Regions from separate parts of the Homo sapiens genome. Here region 1 is linked to region 2. Evidence: chromatin contacts called from ENCODE Hi-C or POLR2A ChIA-PET data. All regions are on one chromosome and are shown on one strand. The core of a region is the stretch at or near the end of the contact, and the rest is flanking DNA. Distances in the headings are between cores, read along the strand shown.

Region 1 (6,361 bases), core at 3,432-5,931, 110 kb after region 2:
ACAAACCAGACTGGAAAACTTCATAATTGACATGGCATTGAGTAGAGCCTCACAATGCTTTTGCCTCAATAGTGGGGCAGAATTATCCTTAGACTAAACACTGCTGTCGTACAACCAAGAGTTTAAAAGCAAGAACTACAAGGCTCAAACTCTTGCCAAGTAATTTAACTATGAATCCAGAACAAAGTCAAAAATACTTTATAGGAATACAACAATATCCAGCACCCAACAAGGTAATATTCATAATGTCTGACAGTCAATCATTTAATTAAAAACTACAAGCAGGAGCATATGACCTATAGTTGGGGAGGGGATAAAATAATTAAACAATTAAAACCACAAAAATGACTCTGATGTCTTTTTAATGTTTAAGAAGCAGGAGGAAAGATTGAACATTAAGTAGAAATCTGGAAAAAGAAAAGCTTTGTATTTATGGATATGAAAGCTACAATATCTGAGTTGAAAAGTACACTGGACAGAATTAACAGCAGATTAGACATTGTCGAAGAAAGGATTAGTGAACTTGATGACATAGCAATAGAAACAATTGCCAAAAAAAAAAAAACAAAAAACCCAACATCAATATACTGTGAGACAACTTCACCTGACCTAATATTCATATAATTGGAGACCCCAGAGGAGTTAGGAACTACCTGAAAAAGTAGTTGAGGAAATAGTTCCAGATTTTCCACATATGATGCAAGCAGACCCAAGAAACTCAATGAGCCCTAAGAATAAGAAGCATGCAGAAAATGACACCAACAGATATCATAATCAAATTGTTTCAAACCCGTGATACAGAGAAACTCCTAACAGCAGCCAAAGGGAAAAATCTTGATTTTCAGAAGAAAGGTTATCAAAATAAACAATGAACATAGGAAAAGTTAGATGACTTTTTTAGTCGTTAGAGAAATCCAGAAGAAAGCATAGCAATACAGTTCTCAGATGTTTACGTCTCAGAGTCCCTTCACCCTTTTAAAAGTTAAAGATCCCAAAGAGCTTTTGTTCATAAGACTTTTTTGTGTGTTTACCACATTACAATCAAAACAAATTTTAAAATGTTATTTTTAAATAAAATGATTACATTTTACATGTTAATATAAGTAACATGTTTGTGAAAAAAGTTTTCTAAAATGAAAAACTAGTGCAAAGAAAGTATCGTTTTTGCAGATCTCTTTAATGTCTGGCTTAATAGAAGGCACTTGGACTCACATATGTGCATCTGCTGTCAGTCTGCTGCAATATGTTGTTTTGGTTGGAGTAAATGAAGAAAATCTGTCCTCACAGAGTTTATGTACTTGGAGAAAGAAGGACTTTCATACGGCCTTTTCAGATAATTGTGGATATTTTCCTTTGATATAACACCAAAACTCAACAAGTGGTAGTTTTTGTGTGTGTGTTTTTTTCTTTTGAAATGGAGTCTCACTCTGTCGCCCAGGCTGGAGTGCAGTGGCACGATCTTGGCTCACTGCAACCTCTGCCTCCCAGGTTCAAGCAATTCTCATGCCTCAGCCTCCTAAGTAGCTGGGATTACAGGCGCCCACCACCACGCCCAGCTAAATTTTGTATTTTTAGTAGAGACGGGATTTCACCATGTTAGTCAGGCTGGTCTCAAACTCCTGACCTTGTGATTTGCACACCTCGGCCTCCCAAAGTGCTGGGATGACAGGCGTGAGCCACCATGCCTGGCCAACAAATGGTAGTTTCTTAAAGGTTGATAGCTATGTGGAATCTGAAATCATGAGTTAATCTGAAATCATTCTGTTAAATGAAAAATTCATTGACTTTCATGCACTTTGAATGAATCTTTCTTTTCCTTTTTCTTTAATTTTTTTTGAGACAGGGTTGCACTCTATTGCCCAGGCTGGAGTGCAGTGGCACAATCATGTAATCATGGCTCACTATAGCCTTGCCCTCTTGGGCTTAAGCCATCCTCCCACCTTAGCTTCCAAATCCTGGGACTGCAAGCCCATGCCACCATACCCACCTGATTTTTTAATTTTACAGAGACAGGGTCTCACTGTGTTGCTCTGGCTGGTCTTGAACTCCTGGCCTCAAGTGATCCTCCCACCTTGGCCTCCCAAAGTGCTAGGATTACAGGCATGAACCACCATGCCTGGCCTTGAATGAATCTTTTATTCATGCATGATTTTGTAATTTCATACAGCAGTCATTTGGAAAAATTGGTTCTCTTATGGAGATTTTATAAGTGTTTGTTTAGTTTACAATAATGAAAATATTCCATTGATCTTATTAGAAAAAGAGTTAAGTGTTGGGAAACCCTTAGGCTCATGGTGATAGGTGTAAGTTTCCAAAAATTTAAATTTTGCTTTAGAGCTTAAATTCTATTATGTCAGGAAATACTGTGAGTTGTTTTTCCTGAAGTAACAGGCTCCCCTTTATATTTTCAAGACAATATCTCCCAAATACACAAGCCTGAATGACTATAGTTTGTCTCTTGTTTGTTCTTTCATATGAAAATAGTGATTTTAGTTAGGTTTTTATTGCTGCTGTAACAAATTACTCCTACTCAGTGCCTTAAAACAACATAGATTTGTTATTTTACAGTTCTGTAAGTTAAAAATTAAATATTGGTGTCACTGGGCTAAAATCAAACTGTGTCCTTTCCGGGGGCTCTAAGGGTGAATCTGTGTTTGGCCTTTTCAACTTCTGGTGGCTGCCCGTGCACCTTGGCTCATGGCCCTTCCTCCATCTCCAAAGCCAGCAGTGTTGCCTCCCTTTGACCCTGCCTCCATTGTCTTTTCTCTTTTGTCTCCGTTGTCTTTTTCTGATGATCATCTTGTCTTCCTCTTCCACTTTTAAGGACCTTTCAGTTATTGGGCCCATCTGGATAATCCTGGCTACTCTCCCCATCTGTTAATTGGCAATCTTAAGTCCTTCTATAATCTATGCTCCCCTTTACCATTAACATTACGTATTCACAGGATCTAGGGATTAGGAAGTAGGTGGGTTTGAGGAGAAATTACTCTGCCTGCCAGTCTTCTATGAAAAAGACACAAAGTTCATCTTGCAACTCAGTTGAACAAGTGCTTTTCCTTGAGAAAGCTATCATAAAGCACTTTAGTAGGCAACAGATGCTTTATATATACGCTGCATTTCATCACATGGAATATTAAAAAGCATATACTCAAGTGTCTAGATTTAATACAAGTTAATATTTTACTGCTTCATCAAGGACATTCTTAACTGGGTTTTTATTTGGGGAAGGGGTGAGTGTATAGCGGAGAAAAAGAATGCAAGGAGTGCTGGTATAGTTTGGAGCCACTGCTTGATTCATGCAAAAGTGCCAGCAGTTTGACTCACCATGAGTGCATATGTCCGTGGAAAATACCAGATTGACTCTTAATAGTGTTTTGAAGATAGTTTTGATGTCATGATCCATCACTCCCCACAAGAAGGTTCTCAGAGATGCTCAAGAGTTCACAGTCCACACTTCAAGAACTGTTGCACAATGAAATACCTCATAGTGACTATTTTAAATTTCTAAATTTAATTAGGCAATAGTAGAGGTTTCATAAGAATGTAAGAATTGAGTTGTTCTCATCGTTTGTTCTACCCCAGTGGCCGCTTTCTGGCCATGATACCAGGGAAGATGAGGTAAAATGCAAAACTTCTGAAGAAGACTGAGAACTTGGTTATTCACATCTCTTTCTTCTGGTACAGGGCTGTGACTTTATCGTCCATCTTTCCAGGAAGTTATGGCTGTTTAAGTCAGATTGCACTGTCTGTTTCTTTCTTTCTACTTTTTTTTTTTTTTTTGAGACGGAGTCTTGCTCCGTCTCCCAGGCTGGAGTGCAGTGGCGCTATCTCGGCTCACTGCAAGCTCAGCCTCCCGGGTTCACGCCATTCTCCTGCCTCAGCCTCCCGAGTAGCTGGGACTACAGGTGCCCGCCACCACGCCCGGCTAATTTTTTGTATTTTTAGTAGAGACGGGGTTTCACCGTGTTAGTCAGGATGCTCTCAATCTCCTGACCTCATGAGCCACCCGCCTCGGCCTCCCAAAGTGCTGGGATTACAGGCGTGAGCCTGCAGTGTCTGTTTCTTAACTCTGTGTTAAAGTGCCTATTGTATGAGAGGAAGAGCAAATTTATGTACTGTTGTTTCCCAGCTGTGGAAGCTCACAACACTTTTAGTAAGTGTTGAAAGACCCCTTTACTTTGTTGAGATTTAAGACCTTCATCTCAAATATAGCCCTTGTCCCATTGGACTGACCACCATCACTTTTGTATGTACAAACATTTATTGAGTGCCCAGCACTTCCCTCAGTGCTTCATATGAACAGCTGATCTGCAGGCATGAATTATGGTACCATTGCTAAATGACCCAGAGGTTATCCAAAGCAAAATGCTAAACTGTGGATAGGAGGGCTTCTGGTGTCATCATAACTCTATTTTGATCATTACCTTAAAGTATTGTATATGTAGATCCATAAGCCCACGTAGGTATGTTTGTGTGTTTCTGAGACAATAAATACTGTTTTATATAACCTCAAAGCAATCCAAAATCCCCACATCATGGCTTTACAACTCCATGTACATTAGCTCCTTCTCTTAGAATGTTCCTGATTACATTTACTTAACTTCTGCTTGTCAACATCTCATTCTATCTGGGAGCATGGCTGCTAAGGATTCTAGGAGCCTGAGTTCGGAGAATGCTACCTACCTTTGATCTAATTGGAGTAGAAATCAAGATACAGTCACATTGTCACCTTTGAGGATACAGCAAGTGATATTTGACACAGTTTCAAACCAGAGGAAACTTGACATTGTAAGGAATTTCCTAATCCTCTTAAAGGATCATTCCTTTCACAACTGGCAAAACCGGTTTGTTCTGTCAGCAGGTGGAGCTCACTAGGGTATAGAATTCAGTCAAAAGAGGCACATTGTCCTGTCCTTGAATTCTGCTTGTCCACTACTTTGGGGGATGTTTTCTTATCTTCTTTCTGCAGGAAACTTTTTTTTTTTTAATAAATGAATCTAAATAAATTAATCCTTTTGAGTGTTGCACAGTGAAATCTTAGGCCTCTATCTATGAAGTTTTAAATAGGCACCCACAAATTCAGTGTCGCTGTAATGCTTTCCATTAGTCAGGGTGAGTTTTGTTTTACCCTGTTGCAAGCGAAGGCTGTTCTGGAAGGCATAGCCAGACAGCATGTAACTTAAAGCCCCTTCCTGTCTACAGATTGCTTGATCTTTTTGTTCTCCCTGGAGGGAGAGAGTCAGGTAATGTTCAGCCCTGGAATCTGGCTGTATTAAGGACTTCTTTTGTAATAGACATCGAGACTATCTCTCCCTTTTTATTTGTTGAGACCTAATAGGGTACTTAGCTCAATTCTAAAGCCAAGATGAAACCTTTACCTGTGGGAGCGTTCCCTTCTAAGCATTAGCCACATTCAGCCATTAGAAGCAGGCCCGCTAAGAAAGGGGTTAAATGTCAGTAGTGTGCAGCAAGTTTTACCCTGATTTTTTTTTCTTATGTGTGCTATACAAAAATGAACTAAGTCCCGAATGTGTGCCTGTTCATAATCAAGGTAGCAGTAGGTCAGATTGTATGCTGTTTTAAAAATATTCCAGGACAGGCACAGTGGCTCATGCCTGTAATCCCAGCACTTTGGGAGGCCGAGGCAGGTGGATCACCTGAGGTCAGGAGTTCAAGACCAGCCTGACCAACATGGTGAAACCCCATCTCTACTAAAAATACAAAAATTAGCCAGGCCTGGTGGCGCATGCCTGTAATACCAGCTACTTGGGAGGCTGAGGAGGGAGAATCGCTTCAACTCCAGAGGCGGAGGTTGCAGTGAGCCAAGATTGCGCCATTGCAATCCCGCCTGGTCAACAAGAGCGAAGCGAAACTCCATCTCAAAAATATATATATATATCCAGGAACCCTCCTGTCTATGCACAATGCAAAGGCTGTTGAGCTTTCTTGTCAGCTAAGCAGGGTGCAGGGGAGGGAGACAAAGCAAGCAAAGGTGTTTTTTTGTTTGTTCATTTGTTTTCTCCCCTGTGACATTTTCCGTTATCACGATTTGAACCATTTGATTTGGAAAGCTGAAAATGGTAGTTCAGGTTCGTAGTCCCTTAATATAAAGTGGCAGGGCTGGCTGTGTTTCAGAATTGAGGAATTTTCAGATTTTAGAGGGATAATAAAATGTATGACCCATATAGTAATATTCCCAGTGAGATCTGGGGCAGTACCCCACAATCAATTATGCAGGGGAAACATGAATATTCACACAAAGATGAATAAATTAAAAGTACTAATGTCAGCCCCATGTCAAGTTTTGCTGCCAAATATGTTTGCCTAAATTTGCTTTCTACCTTTCAACTTCAGAATTGCA
Region 2 (6,978 bases), core at 4,401-6,900:
GCATGAAAGGTTGACCTTAGTGGGAATTTAACAATACTTTATGGCTTCTAGATTAACTCGTGTAAATTATTTATTCGTGGCAGCAAATATCTTTTGTTTGTGGGTGCAGTGCTGTAAGACCTCAATCAAGACTTCTAGAGTTCTTAATGGGTAGGAAAATATCTAAAGGAGTTTTATGCGTGATTATATCTTATTCCATCTAGTAACAGATGCTTTCCCAATTTTGTGAATGAATGGTAATCCCTGATGAAAGAGCTTCCCAACCTCATTTTTAAAAAAAATTTCCTTCACAAACCAATTGAATAAAATTAGTCTGGCCTATGGAGTTAGGTGCCCCCTTTGTAAAATGGAAAGCTTTACTAAACAGTGTGTGCAGAGAGACCATCTGTCTCTATTTCTATCTGAATATTTGGCTCCCTCCCTAAATTTGATGGTATCCCCATTGTATTACTATGCAGTGGCCTCAATTTAAAGATGGAGAAGCCAATGTACATTCATCTGTTCTGCATGTGTATAGAGTCTGTTGATCGTAAAGATTTAGGCCAAGATCCTGCATTCATTGTTACTATAATTTGATCCTTTAGTTGTATTTTGATGATCACTTGGAATAACATTCAGTTGTATTCGTTCAGAGCATCAAGGAAAATCTCATTTAATACACTATTCTCAACAAATGTTAAAAGTAACTTACAAAAATAATACATACTGGTAAAAAAGTAGAAAATGCAGGTAAACATAAAGACAAAAATGAAAACCATCTATAATTTTACCGTCCAGAAGTGGCCATTACTAACATAGGCTAATAATAGGTTCTCACAGAACACAGAGCACACCATTGAGAAGGGGCAGGGGGACCCTATGCCAACAATTAATAAGGGACTGGCTGGAGATGATGACAGCTAGAAACTCTTAAATACCTATGTATGGTGTGTGTTAGACTTAGTGTCTTCTAAACTGGAAGTATTTATTAGCTGTGTTCATTTTATTTAAGATAAAAGAAAGCACCTGTTGAAGGAGTAACTGCCCTATTCTGGTTGACTTTTGTTTCCATTGATTTTTTAGGAAGTGTTTTTCTTATGCAGGGCATGTTTCTCTATGTAAGCATGAATTTTCCTCTTGATTCTTAAGTGAAGGGATAATATAAAATGAGCTGCTATATAGAAAGAGTAGAATAATAACATACTTTTAAAAGGAATGCCTTCTGCTCCTCTGATGGAAAGATAGGAAAGTCAAGTCACCAGAAGCTGCATGTGGTTATTATCAAGGGATAACTGAATGTCAGAATCCCTCCTAGGTTTTTTTTTTTTCCTTTTTCTTTTCTTTTGAGACAGAGTCTCAGTCTGTCACCTAGGCTGGTGTGCAGTGGCACAGTCTCAGCTCACTGCAACCTCTGCCTCCCAGGTTCAAGCAGTTCTCCTGCCTCAGCCTCCCGAGTAGCTGGGATGACAGGCATGCACCACCACACCCAGCTAATTTTTTTTTTTAGTAGACAAGGGGTTTCACCATGTTGACCAGGCTGTTTTCAAACTCCTGGCCTCAAGTGACCTGCCCATCTGGGCCTCGCAAAATGCACGGATTACAGGCATGGGCCACTGCACCTGGTCCCTTCTAGATTTTTAAAAATGGTTTTTAACATAGTGTATCTGTCCCCTGCTACATCTTATCTGATGTCCCTCTTCTTCTGTCTGTTGCCTTGCCATCCTACGGCAGCTTCACGTAACTTAACAATGCTACATTGTAAAATCTAAGGAATTCTGTGCTAAGATCTCTGATTATTCCACTAACATTCTCTCATCCTTCAATTTACAATAGCTTTCAAAAAAAAAAAAAAAAGAGTCTGGCTTTCAAATCATTACACTACAAAGGTTTATGTAAGCAACAGTCATCTCCCTGGATATGAAAGTAGTTGTCCTTTGTGCTGTTTTGATGGCTTCCGAGTGCTTGTTTGTTGGTTTCCTTCTCTGATGCTCAGGATAACTTAGTATGCCACAACCCTCTTAACTTCCAATGGGCTTCTTTTAAGTGTCTATGCTTAACAGAAGCTTTCTCTATGAGCAATAATGTACTTCAACCAGTTGGTCAGTGATGATCCCCACAGTTTGTTGTCTTGAAGCCATTGTGGTATAAACAGAGCAAATGATGAGAGCTTTGTCCTCTGCCCTCTCTTCCAAGTAAAGAGTGTAAAAGTTGTTTTAAAGGAAGTCTGCATTTTGTGGTATCATTCAGTTTTGGAACAGTGTCTATTTAGATTTTAGCCTGGAATTCTTTTGGAAACTCCACCCCTGGAAGAAAATGATTTTAAAAAGAATGTGTTTCAGCAGCTGTTAATGTCAGCAGCAAGAACATAGCACTGTCTTGGAAGATCTTTTGGTTATACAACAGTAGCTTGCTGGATTTCACTTCTGCAGTTGCAGTCCCTTCCATTGAGAGACTGATTTAAATTAGGCGAATATTGCCAAGTTTTAAATTATAATGTTGTATTGTTGGAAAATGCTCAAATGTTGATTCTCTGGCGTTATAATGTGTTTTTAATTTTAAGCATCACATTGAGATTTTAGCATTTAAATACCTGAAGGAAGCGATACGCAAATTTTAACTTGTTAAAAAATATTAATAAGTAGCAGTTGTTTCTTTCTTGCCTGTTTTTCTTTTATGGAATATTTAGATTTTGTATGGTCATATGCAATAGTTCTGAACTCTTGTCTTCTTATGCACAATGTTAGGGTTGTGCATGGGTTGGTTTTCTTGCACAGCTCTCATTAGATTTATTTCAGTTACCTATTCACAGCCCTAATGGTAGTGACATCCCTGTTTATTTACTTCTTGGATTCTTACCAAGTTACAACATGATCTCTTTATCCTTGGGCTGCTGATTCTATTAAGTTTACTATTTCTTTTATTTATTTACTTATTTTTTTGAGACAGAGTCTAGCTCTGTTGCCCGGAGTGCAGTGGCGCGATCTTGGCTCACTGCAACCTCCACTTCTTGGGTTCAAATGGTTCTCCCACCTCCACCTCTCAAGTAGCTGGGATTACAGGCGTGTGCCACCAGGCCCGGCTAATTTTTGGTATTTTTTTTAGTAGGGACAGGGTTTCACCATATTGGCCAGGCTGGTCTCGGACTCCTGACCTCAGGTGATCCAACCGCCTCAGCCTCCCAAAGTGCTGGGATCACAGGCATGAGCCACCAATCCTGGCTAAGTTTACTACTTCTACACGAAGACAGACTGATAGGTTTTTATTTTAGATAAGCAATTCCAGTGTAATCTCTTTTCAGAGGATTTAGATAAAGTATTTTCAGTTGGCCTCCCATTCCTCCTTCTCATTCCTTCAGTGTGGGCGAGTGGGCTATCTTTTTTCCCCTGCATCTTCATTTCCTTTTCTCTCTCTCTCTTTTTTTTTTTCTCCCTTGACAGAGAAGTTTTACTTTCTTCTAAGTGGAGGATGGTAGTAAAAATCAAGTTCAGGTAAAGAATGAAGTTGTGGGCCAGATTTGGGAAGAAAATGAGAGAGAAAAAGAGTTCAGGTGAGGAATTTGTAGTCTTAAAAAGTAAAATCTGCCACTGTTCCTTTAGCTGTTTCTGTGTGACCCTGAATTGGACCAGGTAACTGCCATTTTCTCATCAGGGTCTGAGGATGGCATTTGAGCAATAGCTAGCTTGTCAGTGTTTGTTTTTATAATGCATAGTCAGTTAAGAGTTTGACTGACTTGCTGATTTGTTAACTGCAGGGGGAAAAAAAAGATTCACTCTCTCCTTTCTAATTTCTTACCAGATGAATTCCTCCTTCATCAGTTCTGTGAAGAGGCTATGAAATAATTTGAACAGTTTTTATTTTTAATAATTGAATCTTCTTCCCTACTGTTATACACTAAGATCTCCCTTTTTCTCAAAAGGAGTGAGAAGTTATTTTCCCTTCAGGTTTTAAGGTAAGAATTGGTCCCAGCGAGGTGATTTCTAACTATTCTTACTTTTTTTTTTCTTCAGTCTTCCATAAATTAGCCGAAATAAAATTTTGTTCTGAAATTTTACCAAATTCTTTGAGATTCTTGGAGTCCTCTAGAGGTGGTATGGAGCCACAGCTTGGAATAATTGCTTTAGGAATAATCCTTCCACCTGGTACACAGGGACATCATCCTTTGCAAGGAAGGCGGTTAAATGTGTGTAGTCTGGCAGATTGGGATCTGGACTCCTGAGTGTGTCTCTTCTGCCTTCTTTAGTTTGCTGTTTCAGATCTCTCTGTCCTTATTGCCAAGTCAGGTCTCTAAGCTTCATTGTCAAGTTCACTGTCTTCCTAAGGTTGTAATAGCGGCAGGGTCATGGTGCTTTTTGGAGTTTGTGTCTGTTTTCTGGTGTTTGCTGGATACAAGACGGCAAAGTAGTCCCATTTCTGTTGCAGTGCTTGATAAATGCAGGGTCATGGTGCTTTTTGGAGTTTGTGTCTGTTTTCTGGTGTTTGCTGGATACAAGACGGCAAAGTAGTCCCATTTCTGTTGCAGTGCTTGATAAATGACTGAAGAAAGGAAAAAGGAGAGAAAGAAACAAAGAAAATCTGATTTCTTAAGTAGTTACAGTCTGTTCTTCAGACTGTTTTTTGTTTGTTTGTTTTGATGGTGTTTATTAAATGTGCACATCATTAACTGCAGTCATACAGGGTTGCTTTCAAATCTGGGAGAACACAGTGGTCTACAAAGTAGCTTCTTAGTATTTCTCAACTGTTTTTCAGCACAAGGGAAGATGCACTCATTTTGATTTCCTTCGTTTTTTCCTCCAAGAGCAGAGAGCCGCATTGTTTTTCCTGTGACCTTTATAAAGCCATGTGGTCTGTTTGGAGGACAGTCAGTGCACACTCCATTCAAGGATGCTCTCTACAGTCCTTCCTGCTCCTTGGCCCGTTTTCCAAAATGAGATAATGAATATAAAAACACTCTCTCATAAGCTGTAGAAGTGTCAGAAATGGAGGAGAATATTGTCTTTACTATATTACTCTTTGCTTGTGTGGCCTAGTGTAAATATTCTCTATTCACTACATGATCTCCATTGGTGAAATGGCTGCTTTTGACAATACTGTTTCCAGAGAATAGCTACTTCTCGATTAGGCCAGCTTGGAACTTTTCCAATGGAAAACTATTTGCACATTGAACAAATATGACATATATTGCATTAAAATGAGTTGCTGGTATTTCATAATATTTAGAAGTTGAAGAATCACTGCCCTTTATGTATGGCAGTAAATTTCTTTTGGCAGTGACCATGAAGTTCTTGGCCACATGAGAAATAACTGACCAGAGAGTCTGAATCTAACTTCTTATTCAGAGAGGACTGTTTCTCTGACAGATGGATTTTGTAGCCTTTGTCGAGCTTTTATATAGAATAATGCTTTTTGTTTTGTGATTTAACTCATTGCCCTCAGGCTTTTCAATTTGTATATGTTGATTTGAAGAGCTCTTCCCATGGAGAGATGTGTGACCTGGACTACAGGAAATATAATGTGCAGGAAGAGTTGGGGAGGGGGGCATTTCCTTCCTCGATCTCCCAAAATAGCCAAGTAATTAAATCTATTACTGTAGCTAGAAAGCAGAACTATTGTCTATATTGTCAGCAACACCCTAAGGGTGAAGAGAAGCTGCCTGCCTCTGTGCAAGACATTATCTGAGCAGGCGCCTCATCCAGTGGGACGATGCCATCCACATTTGGAAGCAGGCTGAGAAATGCTTCGGCACTGGCAGCAACTCCTCATCAGAAATGCTCTCTCGCATTTTATAGTAAACCTGTGTTGACTCTGGTGGGGAGCTCTAAAAATACCTTATCATGGAGATTTGACATTTCTTATAGCAGCCGATAGTTTACATTGACAAGCCCCTTGGAATTGTTTCAGAACACTAATCACTTGCTGTCAGCAGCTAGTTCCTCTGAGGGGAAGAGCGGGGCTGATCCTGCCTCTGTTGTGAGACTGCATGATTAGAGGGACATTTCTGAATTCATGTCCATTCCTTCATTTCCAGTGCATACTGAAATCAAAATACCATCAAAGGCTGATAGAACTGATTCACAGAATTTGTTTTTAGGAATTTTGGATTTTTTAAAGTACAGCTAAGCCTGGTGGTGGCTCATGTCTGTAATCCCAGCACCTTGGGAGGCTGAGGTGGGAGAATTGTTTGAAGCCAGGAGCTCAAGAGCAGCCTGGGCAATATAGCAAGACCGCATCTCTACGAAAAATAAAATTTAAAAAATTTTAAAACTAAATAAAAAGTGCTGTGTTATAGCTAGGACAAACAAAAAAAAGGTTGTGTCATTTGTCTTGGAAGTGATGTCTTTGCTGAATGAGAAAAAGAATACAGTGACAAGGGAAGCAGTTTCACTGCTGAAAACATTCTGACTCTTGTTAGAACAGAATTTTCCTCCTCCAAGAGAGATGGTTATTTAGACATGACATTGTTTGAAATTAGGGCAAAATCATGTAGTGTTTTAAAAAAGTACTCAAATATACAGTGAAAAGAAAGCCAAGCTGTAACGCATTAATCAGAACTTATTCATGCTGGCTGGGCAGGGTGGCTCAGGCCTGTAATCCCAGCACTTTGGGAGGTCCAAGTAGGCGGATTGCCTGAGGTCAGGAGTTTGAGACCAGCCTGGCCAACATGGTGAAACCCCAACTCTACTAAAAAGAAAAAAAATTAGCCAGACGTGGTGGCACACACCTGTAGTCTCAGCTACTCAGGAGGCTGAAGCAGGAGAATTGCTTGAACTCGGGAGGTGGAGGTTGCAGTGAGCCAAGATTCTCCAGCCTGGGTGACAGAGCGAAACTCCATCTTTAAAAAAAAAAAGAAGAAGAACTTATTTATGCTATATGGAAGATAATTTTTTCTCTCTCCTTCTGGTGAGAATAATTTGCTGCTCCATGTGAGGTTAAGTTAGTTCCTTTATTGGATCATTTATTAAATGTTAAGTTCTGCCTATGGATGAGTACATTAACCAAGAG

What was found. A loop is a pair of places that touch in the nucleus more often than their neighbours do. ChIA-PET counts read pairs that join two places held with the same protein, here RNA polymerase II (POLR2A). Pooled maps may share reads with other maps.
Region 1: a loop to region 2 is called in a map of posterior vena cava, with 7 times the contacts of the local background. The contact joins two enhancer-like sites. A Hi-C loop is called at or near these places in 5 of 168 maps with a recorded cell type or tissue (Right ventricle myocardium inferior, aorta, endothelial cell of umbilical vein and 2 more) and 6 of 50 pooled maps. POLR2A ChIA-PET finds 5 or more read pairs at or near these places in 2 of 52 experiments (PC-3 and endothelial cell of umbilical vein).

Annotation. Positions count from the first base shown.
Region 1 is chr14:71,642,415-71,648,775 of GRCh38, forward strand. All of the region lies in intron 7 of SIPA1L1 (signal induced proliferation associated 1 like 1), which reads left to right. Among named protein-coding and RNA genes, the nearest start is that of SNORD56B, 250 kb to the left of the region's middle. Within about 2 kb of position 4,682, at least 4 of the 41 ENCODE cell types and tissues checked have a DNase peak (open chromatin) inside an H3K27ac peak, as active enhancers do.
Region 2 is chr14:71,534,306-71,541,283 of GRCh38, forward strand. All of the region lies in intron 4 of SIPA1L1 (signal induced proliferation associated 1 like 1), which reads left to right. Among named protein-coding and RNA genes, the nearest start is that of SNORD56B, 140 kb to the left of the region's middle. Within about 2 kb of position 5,651, at least 4 of the 41 ENCODE cell types and tissues checked have a DNase peak (open chromatin) inside an H3K27ac peak, as active enhancers do.